2 separate regions of the Homo sapiens genome follow, and region 2 is linked to region 1. A link is an interaction called in ENCODE POLR2A ChIA-PET data of the cell type or tissue named here. Cell type or tissue: GM12878. All regions are shown on one strand. Links, peaks and the distances in the headings refer to the core of each region. The heading gives the core; the rest is flanking DNA.

The links. Peaks named below come from ENCODE experiments on the same cell type or tissue, not always from the same donor. Only the 100,000 strongest peaks of a DNase experiment are listed, where the experiment ranks them.
Region 2: POLR2A ChIA-PET joins it to region 1 with 7 read pairs; 4 of 35 experiments call an interaction of 5 or more read pairs at or near these places.

What each region holds. Positions count from the first base shown.
Region 1 is chr12:1,992,517-1,998,729 of GRCh38, forward strand. DCP1B (decapping mRNA 1B) reads right to left here. Exons shown (of 9, transcript NM_152640.5): 2 at 5,419-5,459; 3 at 748-875. It also overlaps a transcript of CACNA1C not described here. Among named protein-coding and RNA genes, the nearest start is that of DCP1B, 8.8 kb to the right of the region's middle. RefSeq lists a silencer at 947-1,241. In GM12878, for the core only: no CTCF peak of the experiment used is centred there; a DNase peak (open chromatin) is centred at 3,225; H3K4me3 peaks cover 869 bases; H3K27ac peaks cover 488 bases.
Region 2 is chr12:2,061,345-2,067,557 of GRCh38, forward strand. All of the region lies in intron 1 of CACNA1C (calcium voltage-gated channel subunit alpha1 C), which reads left to right. Among named protein-coding and RNA genes, the nearest start is that of CACNA1C, 11 kb to the left of the region's middle. In GM12878, for the core only: no CTCF peak of the experiment used is centred there; a DNase peak (open chromatin) is centred at 2,867; H3K27me3 peaks cover 132 bases.

The sequences.
Region 1 (6,213 bases), core at 1,043-5,042:
CATATGTATTTATATATTGAGTATTATGTTCTTGTTTTCTGTGTGTAGAGATGTCCCTGCAACTGGCATATTTTCAGCAATCTTCCTCTGGGCTGACCAGCAGTGCAACACAAGTGGTCAGAAACGATACGAGAGTAAAATGTAGTATGAGAAAGGCGATGGCTACTTCATTTCAAATCTGACAAGGACTATTTAGTTACCTACTACGACTTCCACATTACAAAGGGTTATTAAATTCTTAATGACTGAAAGAAACTTTTTGGACTTTGATTTTTTATTTACTTGTATTCAGAAGATGGCACTCCTACAATACAGGCCCTCAAACACTTTGTCAGCTCACTCGGCCAAAAGTGATACATAAAGAAAAAGTGCCATAGCAGACTCGTTAATTCTTCGTTCAGGGAGCCACCTATGTGTGTGTCTCTGCAGTCTCCTCACTAAGAACTTGCCTCACCCAGCCCTGCTCAGGCTTAAGATCAGCAATGGGTTCACACTACAAATCCATAAAGCTTCAAAAGACAGGGTTTAGGTTTATATCATCATATTTATATTCACTTAAACTCTTCCAAGGAAGAATCTATTCCATCATTAGGGCATGCATTTCCTAAACATTAACATTTGTTAAAATGCTGACACCCCCCATAGCCACTGATACCAAATGCAAACACAATGGCAAACACTGTACAATTTTAAACACTTGGCCAAACTTCAGAAGTAAAACAACCCACTGTAGTAAGAAAGACTCACATCTGGCATTTCTGTAGAGAAGGAAAGGGTCCTGGAGTTGGAAATCCAAGTCTTTAGTAATAGGTTCTGTCCTATTTTCCATGCTCAGCCTATTCATAATGGTGAATCCATGCTTTGGAGAAGCAGACCTAAAAATCACAAGGAGTCAGGGGGAAATCAATAGACAAATTGCTTAGTATGCTATATTTTCAGTATAAGTACATTCTGATGTGTCTCTCAACCTTTGTTTGTATATGCAGCTTTATATAAGCAGCCTGTACACGTACTTCTTCACCACTGGCATCATTATGGACTAATTCCCATGTAATGCAGCAGCACTGGCATGATGATTCATTTGGTAAAATTGAGTCATACTTCATTTGTGGTGTGTGTGTGTGTGTGTGTGTGTGTGTGTATACAGATGTTGTTTATTTCTTAACCTAACGTTGTAAATTCCTTTAAGGCAGAGTAACTACTTTTTAAAACATTACTGACTTTTAAAGAATACTTTTTAAAAGTTAAATTAATTAAAGATATTTTAAACAATCTTGGTAGTTAATATTAGAGTGTACATCACAATTATATGAAGAAAATTTTCATAGAAAATTTTAAGTGTTAGTCTGAAATTGAAGCCTGCAAAATCTCTTAGTGATATGAAGCAACTCTGAACAATGAACTTGTGAGGACACAGCCTGAACTAGAAGTTTACATAACAGTGCAAAGGGCAGATACTTTGTTTTCTTCAATGCAAAGCAAACAGCTTCACAGATAAACCACTATAAGTTTTTCTCTATAAAAATGTGACATTTAGTGATGTTTTATTTTCATTTCACTCAATAAACCTTGAATGCCTGCTCTGCCAGGCAGAAAGAATCCAAATTATACTGAGTATAAACTCTAACAACTACATGTGCATTCATCTACCCTTGGGTGACAGCCATATAGTAATTCAACTGCGCAACTTCCGGTGACAAATGAAACACCACATACTTACACACTGAAGCTGAAGCAAGCAGAATTCATTTATTTACTTTAAATGAGGGTGCTAGGGCTGTTATTAACAAACCCACAGAAATGTTATGAGCAACAGGAAGACAAGTTGTTTATGTCTTAGTTTTATTTTACCTCTATTTGATACTGATCAAGGAACACAGCTACATAACCACTACCAGGATTTTCTTCTGAAACCTCCAATTTTAAAATTGATGGGAGGCAATCCTTGCCTAGCTTATTTTACAAAGGGGTAAAGTGGTGGTAAGCATACAATCAATACCAGAAATAATCATGATCATCACTTCAACTTAAATTCAGAGGAAGAATGAAAATGTACTCCCAAAGAGCTCTGTTAGGGGTCTTCTGGAACTGTCAAGTTCAGAAATCACCAGTGGGTGTCTCTATGAACTCTCTATTACAGAAAGGAAGGCATGGGAGGAAATAAATGATTTTTTAAATGGGATTAAGTGTTTTCATACAAGAATGAGAATTTGATTCTGCATGTATTTCATTATCACAACAGGATCTCACCTCTTTAATAGTACAGCTACTATAGCATCTCATAATTTAGAAAATAGGCCCAGGGGATAAATGTGCCAACTGCTCTAAAGCAACTTCTGTAAGAGAAGTCAAAATAAATCACTGCCAGCTCCATTCCCTGTAACAAGCCTCCCACCCCCCACCCACCATGAGTTTTACATGCTTTTTGTAATTCGCTACTGAAGAAAGCCTTCAACATTCTAGGATCTGGGAGGTTTTTGTTTTGCAGGGGATAAGGGAGGCATCCCATTCTTGAGGAGTTAGATTTGGAGAAAAGACTAAAAAACAGCAAAGGATTTTTTTCTCAATTTAATGTTTTGTTTAATTGAGAGTTCCATTAGAGACTTAGAGTATAGTAAGAAATCCTTGAAAATACAAACTTATATTTGGTCTGGATGTACAAAAGAAAATATTTGTATGATTTGTTCCTCTTCCATAGTTAAAAAAAAACCCTACTAAAAATTCCCCAAATCAATCATTAATACTTACTAATACATCTTTTCTGTCACTTCTCCAAAGAATCATAATGCGTGTTGTGAGAGATGAGTGAGAACGCACCCTGTGTGCATGGCACATAGTACAGTGCAACCCTATGGCTTTTGTTGTAAACTTCAGAATCCTCAAGAGTGCTCATACTCTACCCAATAAACTTGCCTGGGGGCATGCTCTGGTGCTCTGGATGTTTGGGAGCATAATGTAGACTCATATACCAACGGTTCTTGGGTACTCCACTGCTCTTCTGAGACTGTGAAGAACCTGACCTCCTTGTCACCAAGTGTGCTGGCCTTGCCTCCCATTCCTTCCTTCCACCTCCCATTGTTGCCTCCACTGGAACAGACCTTCCTCCCCTGCAGCTGAGCTCCCTCCTGCCCAGCATACACAGACCTCCATCATGCCCACACTTTGCCCCAAATGGGCCTCTCTGTGCTGTTCTAGTCCTGCTTTTATCTTTCCAGCTGACTCATCTGTATCCTTGCTGGCCCTCAAACCTAACCATAAACCCTCATCGGTTCCTCTTTATACTCACTCCTTCAGGGAACAGCTTTTATTTCATGGTTTCAACTACCAAATTACTTCAGACAACTCTAAACCATCTCCAGCCCTGCCCTTACTCTGAGGGGCTGGCCACCTCCACCCAAGTGTCCTGCTACCAGTTCCAAATCATTACTTCAAAGTAAAATGAGGGCTGATCCTCAAGCCACATTCTTGACCTCCTGTCTTTCTTTTCCACCAATGCTTCTGTCATTCTCAATCTTCCATGTTCAAAATATTGTCATTTTTAAAATTTCACCATTGCAATACCCTTTCCATTTCAATTTCTATTATTCTAATCCCAACTCTCATCATTTCATATCTACCCCACTGCAATAATCTTCTCACTGTCCTGACTCCAATTTCTTCCAGAACTAGTGCGTCCCCATGAAGTGAATACACTGACTTTCCCCATACATTTTCTCTATTACTCTCCTGTTCATAAGCCTTCAATAACTTCCTACTGCTAAGAAAATAATCTCAAAATCCAGAGTCTGCCATTCCAAGCTAGCAAATCTCTTTACACTTGCTAACTACTATAAACCAGTATAAGCCCTCTGCACCACATCTCCCTCACTGTCCCTTTAACACACCAGGTTCTCCGCCCCTGCTTTTGCCATTCTTCCTGTTGAGACTGCCTTCCCTCTCCTCTATGCAAGCTAAGTTCCACCATATTCCTGAGGCCCAATTCAAGACACATCACTCTATAAAGCAGGGGTGTCCAATCTTTTGGCCTTCCTGGGACACCTTGGAAAGGGAAGAATTGTCTTGGGCCACACATAAAATACACTAATAATAGCTGATGAGCTAAAAAAAAAAAAAAAAAAAAAAAAAAAAAAAAAAAAAAACAACAAACTCTTCTAATGTTTTAAAGAAGTTTACGAATTTCTGTCAGGCTACATTCAAAGCCATCTTGGGCCACGTGTCCTATGGGCCGTGGGTTGGACAAGCTTGCGATAAAGCCTTCCATGATCACAGCAGCCCATTCATTGCTCAGAATCTATCCACTGGCACTTAGGATACTCTATCCTGTATTGTGGCTTACCATAAACATGAATATATGTGGAAAGAAAATACACTTGTGTGTGTGTATTTCCTGTCTCCCCAGTGAAACAGATACCCCTAGAAAGGTTTATATTAGGTCTTTTAATTTCATCTTTGTACCCTCATTGAAGGTGATGACCTTTGGCTATGACATTTTATGTGAATGTTTATGTGAATGAAAAGTTTATTTATTGAGCCAATATACATAATGTATGTCTCTATATGCACTCGTAATTTGATATTAATATCTGATAACAAGAAATGACTAAAAACATGAGTTTATTAAATCTATCCTGAAACATATTCTATTGACTAGACAATGGAGGACTGAAAGACATCTTCAATTTTGGATCATGCTTTTTTAAAGAGTCAGGGGTGGGAGAAAAGTGATCAACAGCCAGGTGCGGTGGCTCACGCCTGTAATCCCAGCACTTTAGGAGGCCAAGGCGGGTGGATCACGAGGTCAGGAGTTTGAGACCAGCCTGACCAACATGGTGAAACCTCCGTTGCTACTAAAAATTAGCTGGGCGTGGTGGCGCATGCCTGTAATCCCAGCTACTCAGAAGGCTGAGGCAGGAGAATCACTTGAACTCAGGAGGCAGAGGTTGCAGCAAGCCAAGAGCTGTGATCGTGCCACTGCACTCCAGCCTTGGTGACAGAGCGAGACTCCATCTCAAAAAAAAGAAAAATGATCAATGAAACCCTTTTCCAAATATTAACTGAACAATCTAGTATTTCTGATAGTGTTCTTCTAGCTCCTTGCCAATGCATTATATTCAAGAACTTTGTGCCATTCACTTGAATCAAAGAATATTTAATCTATTTTAAACAGTGCCCAGTCAATGATTTAAGTTCATCTACATTGAAGTTTAAATTATATTCTGAAATTAGTATTCATCACGATATACCAGGTGACATTATTTGGTATTCCCTTCTTCGTGTCAACTAATAATTTCAAAACTGAGATTTAATTCTTTTACTTCTTTTTGAAATAAAACTGCATGCACTTGAAGAAGAGTGACACAACGGAGCTAAAATATTATTTTGAAGATTAGTTTCTTTATAAAAGTGAAACACTCTTACCTTGTATAAACAAATAAGGTTCCTTCCACATCAGTTTTCTCCTAAACAATAAAAACAAAACACACAAGACATGTATGTTCTCTTCAATTCACAAAGGTATAAAACAAATTCTCATAGAATAGGAATTATATATAACTTCAATGGGCCAAATATACCCAACATGAGGAGTTATTCTCAGGAAAAGGAGAAAGCAAGTTCTATGTCATCATTGTGCCTCTGCAGATTAGGCAGCAGGAAGCAGTCTTTCTTTTGTCATTTATAAAACAAATCATCATTATCTCTCTTTACCAAATACAGGGATAGCAGCATACCCTTAGCTGAAACAATGAGAAAATAAGTGTGCTATGCGGATTTAATTAGAAAGAAGAGTGCTGCCTTTTTCTCCTTCCACCACACTGGGTATAGAGAAAGCTGCAGACATCACTGGTGTCTGCATTTCACTATCCTTCATTTTGTTTTCTGGGTTCATTTTCTCCTGCCATATCCAGTGACTTAGGAGAGCAGATGATCTGTCAATAACTTTACTTTGACTGCTAGACAGAGAGGGCAATGATGCCACAGAGTTCTCAGATGAATCAATCACCTACTTAGTGTAGTATATTTACAGTCAAGGTCTGACCCGAGATCACTGAAGTAAAGTTACACAAGTATTACCAAGTTAGGACTCAAGAAATCTGCCTGAGAAAATCTGGGAGAGGTGGTAAAGTTAAAATGATGGTTTAACTAGGTCACTTCACATTTCTTTTCCATTTCTCCAAAGGCAGGAAGCTAGGCCATTATAATATTCATCCATAT
Region 2 (6,213 bases), core at 1,177-5,176, 69 kb after region 1:
TGGGAGGGCTGACATTATTCAATATTTTAAAGGTGAAAATGTAAAACAAAGAGAAACCAGAGTCTGAGGTGGTCTGGCTGATACCAGAATAATCAGGGAGGAAGTGAACCATTGGTTGAGATGGGCCTGGTATTTTGCCCTCCAGAGAGTCTAGGAGCCTGTGGCCAGTAGGCTCCCAGGACGGTGGAGCCATGTGCACTGCTGGCACTGCTGCTGTTTCCAAGCTGAGGGTGAGGACATGGGGATGCAGGGTATCCGACGCCTGGCAGCTGTCCACCTGCCATGCTGCTGTCCCCTCACTGCCACCACACATGGCTGCCTGGCTTCGGCCTCAAGTCCAAAGCCACGCTGGCCTGAAGTCCTTTCATGGCCTGAAAATAGGGCCATTGAGGGCAGGAAGAACACCACCTGGGCAACCAATGTCTCCTCACTTTTGAACGTGAATTCCCCAAACCTAAACCCAACTTCCCAGTACAGGAGGACGGGCTGGAAAATAAAACTTTGCTTCAAAAGTAAACTTTGGGTTTGGAAAATAAACTTATTTATTTTTCATAGCCAAAATGTTGCAGGTTTGGAGATAGAGGGGACAGTTCTGTGTAGCTCCCTAAGACACTGATCAAAATAGGAAAGAGCTTTAACATTATAGTCTAAGTGACAGGATTAGTTTTAGTTTCCCAAAGCAAAAATAATCCCATCATCAAAAAGTATGCTGGGAAACTTTCGCACTTTCGCATTTGTTTGCACCTTGTTCTACCCCCAGCTCTGGTCCTGTGATCTGTGGAGCCATATATGTTTTAATTTTTCTCTAAAGAAAAAAAGCTGTATTGAGGTATAACATCTACCTTGTTATAATTTTAAAATAGAGCAAGAGTAATAGCCACCATTTATTGAATGCCTAGCATGTGTTAGACAATGTTCTTGGTGCTTCATGTGCTTAATATGTTTTATCCTTACAGTAATCCTACCACGTGGGTTTTAATTATATTTTTTAGATAAGGAAACTGAGGACCAAAGTCTTAAGCAATGTGGCCACAGCCACCCAGACAGTGTTGGGGCTGGGAATTAAATTCAGGTCTGTCGGACTTTCAAAACATTTGCTCTTTCTGTTACTTCTCCCCATGGAGAACAGTAGAAAGAGAAACCCACTATCTCTCTATCCTGGGAAAATGACCTTGTCCTTGCCTTCTGGAACCTGGCTTAGATTTGCCTTGTGGAAGCTCAGAGCTGGAATCCTTGTTCTTACTTGATGGCTGCATGTTGTCGTGGTACCCCGCCTCCCCTCCTGGTCCCGTCCTCTGGCTTTCTTTCCCCTTATTCCCAGGGTTTCTGCCAGGGCCCTCCTTGCTTCTTCACATCTCCTCACAGGCCTTCACAGACCACCTAGGTCAGTACACCTTGTCTCCCGGGGGACCCATTTGTGGCATGGCCTTGCTTCACCACCCATTCTTGGAATATTTCCTCAGTCACTCCCTCCAGGAAAATAGACACTCTCCATTCTCAAACGAGATTCCCGTGAGTCCCGGGGACCATCCCTGTAAGCTGAGCTCTCCAGACTTCATGCATTATTTATTTATTTATTTTGAAATAGCAGCTTTGTTGAGGTATAATTCGCATACCGTAAAATTTACCCTTTTGATGTGTATGATTCAGTGGTCTACCTACTTCCCCAATATTTTCATCACCCGCAAAAAATACCCTTTACCCATTGGTAGTCACTTTTCATTCCCCTCTCTCTCCAGCCCTTGGCAACCATGAATTTACTTTTGTCTCTATGGATTTTCATGTGTTATTGACAGCAATAATAATTCCTTTTTTTTTTTTTTCCTGAGGTGTAGTCTCGCTCTGTCACCAGGCTGGAGTGCAGTGGTACGATCTCGTCTCACTGCAACCTCCGACTCCCTGGTTCAAGCGATTCTCCTGCCTCAGTCTCCTGAGTAGCTGGGACTACAGGCACCCACCACCATGCCTGGCTTATTTTTGTATTTTTAGTAGAGATGGGATTTCACCATGTTGGCCAGGATGGTCTCCATCTCCTGACCTCTTGATCCACCCGCTTGGCCTCCCAAAGTGCTGGGATTACAGGCGTGAACCACTGTGCCCAGCCAACAGCAATAATAATTCTACAGTTGGAGTTTGCTGTGTAGTCTGACTGTTGATAACATATCTCACAAATTTCAGACCTAGATAGGTCATGACAATTTACATGATAAATGATGACATTGAAAGGAAGCACGTGAAATTAGGGAGCTGGCTGTCATTTGGAGGTGGGATTAAGCGTTTTCTTTCAATTATACAAAAAAGTGGTTTTAGCATTTTTCAAAGGTATCTTAGCATAATGTCTTCAAGGTTCATCCACGTTGTACCATGTGTCAGGACTTCGTTCCTTTTTATGGCTGAATAGTATTTCATTGAAAGCACACGCCACATTTTGCTTATCCATTCTTCTGTTGATGGACACTTGCGTTTTCACCTTTTGGCTATTGTGAATGGTGCTGCAATGAACACCAGTATTCAAGTATCTATTTGAATCCATTTTTAGTTATTTTGGGTTTACCTAGGAGTGGAATTGCTGGCCCTGCAATATGACTTTTTAGCTTTAAGAGCCCACTTCCTTGGGTAGTGCCCCAAATTTGAAGCCCACGTAGATGAGACTACAGCATTAGGAAATCCTATTGTGTCAGTAGTGAGGGTTTGGTATTTAGTCTGGGCTCCCAGTTCCTATACCAGAAATTTGACTTTAATTGGTGTTTCACAATCTGACAGCTGCCTTTTGATGAGGAGTGACTGATACTGCCTCTGTTCAAAAAAACAAAATGAAACAAAAACGAAACAAAAAAAACCGGTGTCTCTATATCCAGTTCAGCTTTCACCTCGTTGCTGACCTGGCTTCGTAACTCAACAGGAAATTGGTGTTTGGCAAGACAAAGCTATTTAGTCTGTCTCTGTCTCTCCCTCTGCCTGTGTGTCTAGTCCAGGAGCACCCATGTCTGTGGCTAGAGATGTGGGCCTGATAAGCCTGGGGACTGTTGGGAGAGGGTGGCTCCCCTCATGTGTGGCTGGGCCGAGTCCTCCCTGGACTGTGAGGGGGAGGCAGCTCTGTGCTCTGTGCTGGCCAGGTGCTGCCTGCCCTGCCCCAGGCATGACTGATTAATAAGGGATCTCTGCCTTCAGCCTGAAAGCTGCCTTCAGAGGGGAAAAGCAGCTTCCCAGGGCTCTCACCTGCTCCTCATACATCTAAAGTCTAGGCAAGAGAGGCAAAAACGTGAGAAGAAAGGTAAACAGTCCGGGGAGAAAATTGGGAAAGGAGGAAGGGGAGAGGGAAGCGAGCAGTGGGTAGACAGCCAGGGGAAACAGCAGCACGTGGTAGGCTCTTGGCTGTGGATTGATGCCCCAGTTAAATGACTCTGGAAGCCTCTTTCCAGTCTTGGGATAGGTATTTTCTTGGTGATCATTTTACCTAAGAGTGATAATATCATCGGCTGCATTTCTGTCTTAGCATGTTGAACTCTGCTAATCTGAGGAAGAAACACACACATACATTGATGCCTCAGCTGAACCCATTAATCAGAGACCTGGGTATGGATAAAAAAGCGCACAGGCTCATGGAGGTATGTGAAGCTCAGAAGACTTTGCACTTTGAAGGCCAATGTACTTAATTTAATCCAACCGACTATTAGTAAATTCCTCTCCTTTGGGCTCTGCCCTCACACCCCCTCACTGGCCCTGCTCACAGGTGCCTCTGGGCCGCTGTGCAGAGCTGGAATGTTGCACAGCATTTCTCCAAGGTGGAAGCTTCTGTTGCCATATCTGGCTGCCTGAGACATCCTGGGGATTCGAGCTATACATCCAAGTGGATTTCAGTGACTCAGAGCTCATATTTGGTCTGTCGTGAATAGGATCTTGTGCCTCTGTTTTTAAAATTATTTAAAAGGCAAAAATTTTGACCTATGCCCAGCTGTCTGAAAGACCAGGAGATAAGAAGCCTTTTCTAGGATAAATTGACTGTGAAATATCTCTGAAAATGAACTGTCTCATGCCAGTTGTGATGAAAACAATTCTAAATAGTTTTTTTTCCTCCAGAATAGGAATGGTTAGTCATTAACAAAAAGTTATTGAGCGTCTGCTATCTGCAAGGCAGTTTGCTTATAGGATCTCTGGATTCAAGGGTATCTTCAAGGTACAGCCCTCAACTATCCCTTCCTTTAAGGGAAGTATCTATTCTAGGAGGTAAGATTTATGCCTAGACACACAGACATCCGCAACTGTAATAAAAGGCAGAACATGCTTGATGTTACAAGGATATAAAGATAAAGGCTCACAGATTTAAAGAAGAAGGGTGGTATGGAAAGATGGAATAAATGGAGGAAGTGTTATATGGAGGTTGTGACTGAGCCGTCCCTTGAAGGGTGGATAGAAATGGGGTGGAGAGGAGAGGCGCACATTCCCAACAGAAAGGGTGGGATGGCCTGTAATGTATTCACAGGGATGTGCGTTGGATTTCAAAGGAGTAGTGAGTTGAGTTTGGCTGGAGCAAGGTTTTGCAGGGGGAAGAAGTGGGAGAGAAAGTTGGAATGGCAGGAAGGGGATAATGCGTGGAGCACCCTGTATTGGGCTGAAGAGTTTGCATGGCATTTGGTAGGCAATGGAGGGCCGTTTAAAGTGTTTGAGTGGAGAGAGGGTATACTCAGAGCTGCTCTTCCAGGCAGCAGGCTAGAGGATAAGGTAGGGGAGTCGAGGCTGCAGGTAGAGGGGCAGTTCTGAGGCTGTTGCCACTGTCCAGGCAAGAGAGGGAAGGAGTGATTTTCCCAGCAGAAAGCCAGAGACAAGGGAGCCCTGTGCTGTGATCTGGATGGGAAGGGTAGAGGTTGTATTTGGAGGCAAGTAGAAGATGCCCAGCATGCACGCAGAATTAGAGTTCTGTCTAAGAAGGTGCTATTTGAAGCTGTGGAGGTGGAGCCATTGGGGAGAGAGAGAGCAGAGGGAAGGAACGATGGAGAGCTGAAGACAGACAGGAGGAGGGTAAAATGGAGGAGACAATGACAGAGTAGTCAGGGAGGTAGCGGGAGAGCCTTACTACTGCAGGGTCTTGGGGATCAAGGCAGGAGAGCATTTCCAGGAGGCCGTCATTGCTGAATGGAGTCGTGAAAGGGAAGATGGGAACTGAGAAGCCCGCTGGATTGAATGATTGGGCTGGAGAGTGGGTTCAGAGTGACTGTTGTCCCGCCGAACTGTGCAATGATGAGGCGTGGTGGTTGTGAAGCAGGGGCAGCACATGGGGACCACTCTTTCAAGAATTTTGGCTGTGAATAAAAGGAGAGGGGAGGGATTTGTTGGCACATGAGAGATTGGAAATGCAAGAGAGGGGAGCAGATGGGGAAGAAGGCAGTAGGCAGTGGCGTTGGGGATGGGAGTGGAAGGCTCAACCCCAGCAAAGGAGGTAGCACTCTGTCTTCAGAGGCAGACATGCAGTAAAGCAGGGGATGAGGAAACGTAGAGGGGCATGGGGGGAGCTGGAAAGGAGGACAGGAGGGGCCTCGGGCAGGGGTGCTGAATCCTGGGAGGGATGAGGCAGCTGGAGTGGGGCCTGAGCTTGAGGAGACCGGAAGAGGGAACGGTCAGTGGGAAACACTATGAGACACCCAAAGAAATCCACAAGGGTGCCCAGGTCCCAGAGGCACCGGCCGAGGTCTGGAAGCATGAGTTAGGGGCCAGGAGTGATTGGCATTCCTAGAGAAAGCTTCCCCAGAAATGAATTTGGCAAAGTGAGACAGCTGCTGACTAGGTCTGGGGGCAAAGGGTTCTAGCTCTGTAGGAGGCGTGCCAAGCTCGAGCTGGTGTGGGAGAATCAAGGTGGCCAGTGGGATGCAGGAGCCAGGATGCATCGTTTTAGTGGGAGTCAGGGAGTCTGAATCCCCCAGCCTGCCTCCATCCCAGGTGGATTAGTCATCAGAATAGCCAATGGGCCCCTTGAGCTCTGAGTGGATGCACAAAGGGCCAGGTGGACTTTCTTTGGGGAGCATAACAGGAAGAAGATGACAAAAGCCTGGGTGGTGGAGATGGTGGCAGTTTAAGGATGTGGGCTTAGGACTGTGGACTAGGATGCACGTGTGTGTGTGTGTGTGTGTGTGTGTGTGTGTGCGCGCGTGTGCGTGCCTGTATGTAAGGGCAGGCACATGAAGACAGACTTTATTGGTTTCACAGTTTGGCCTCCAG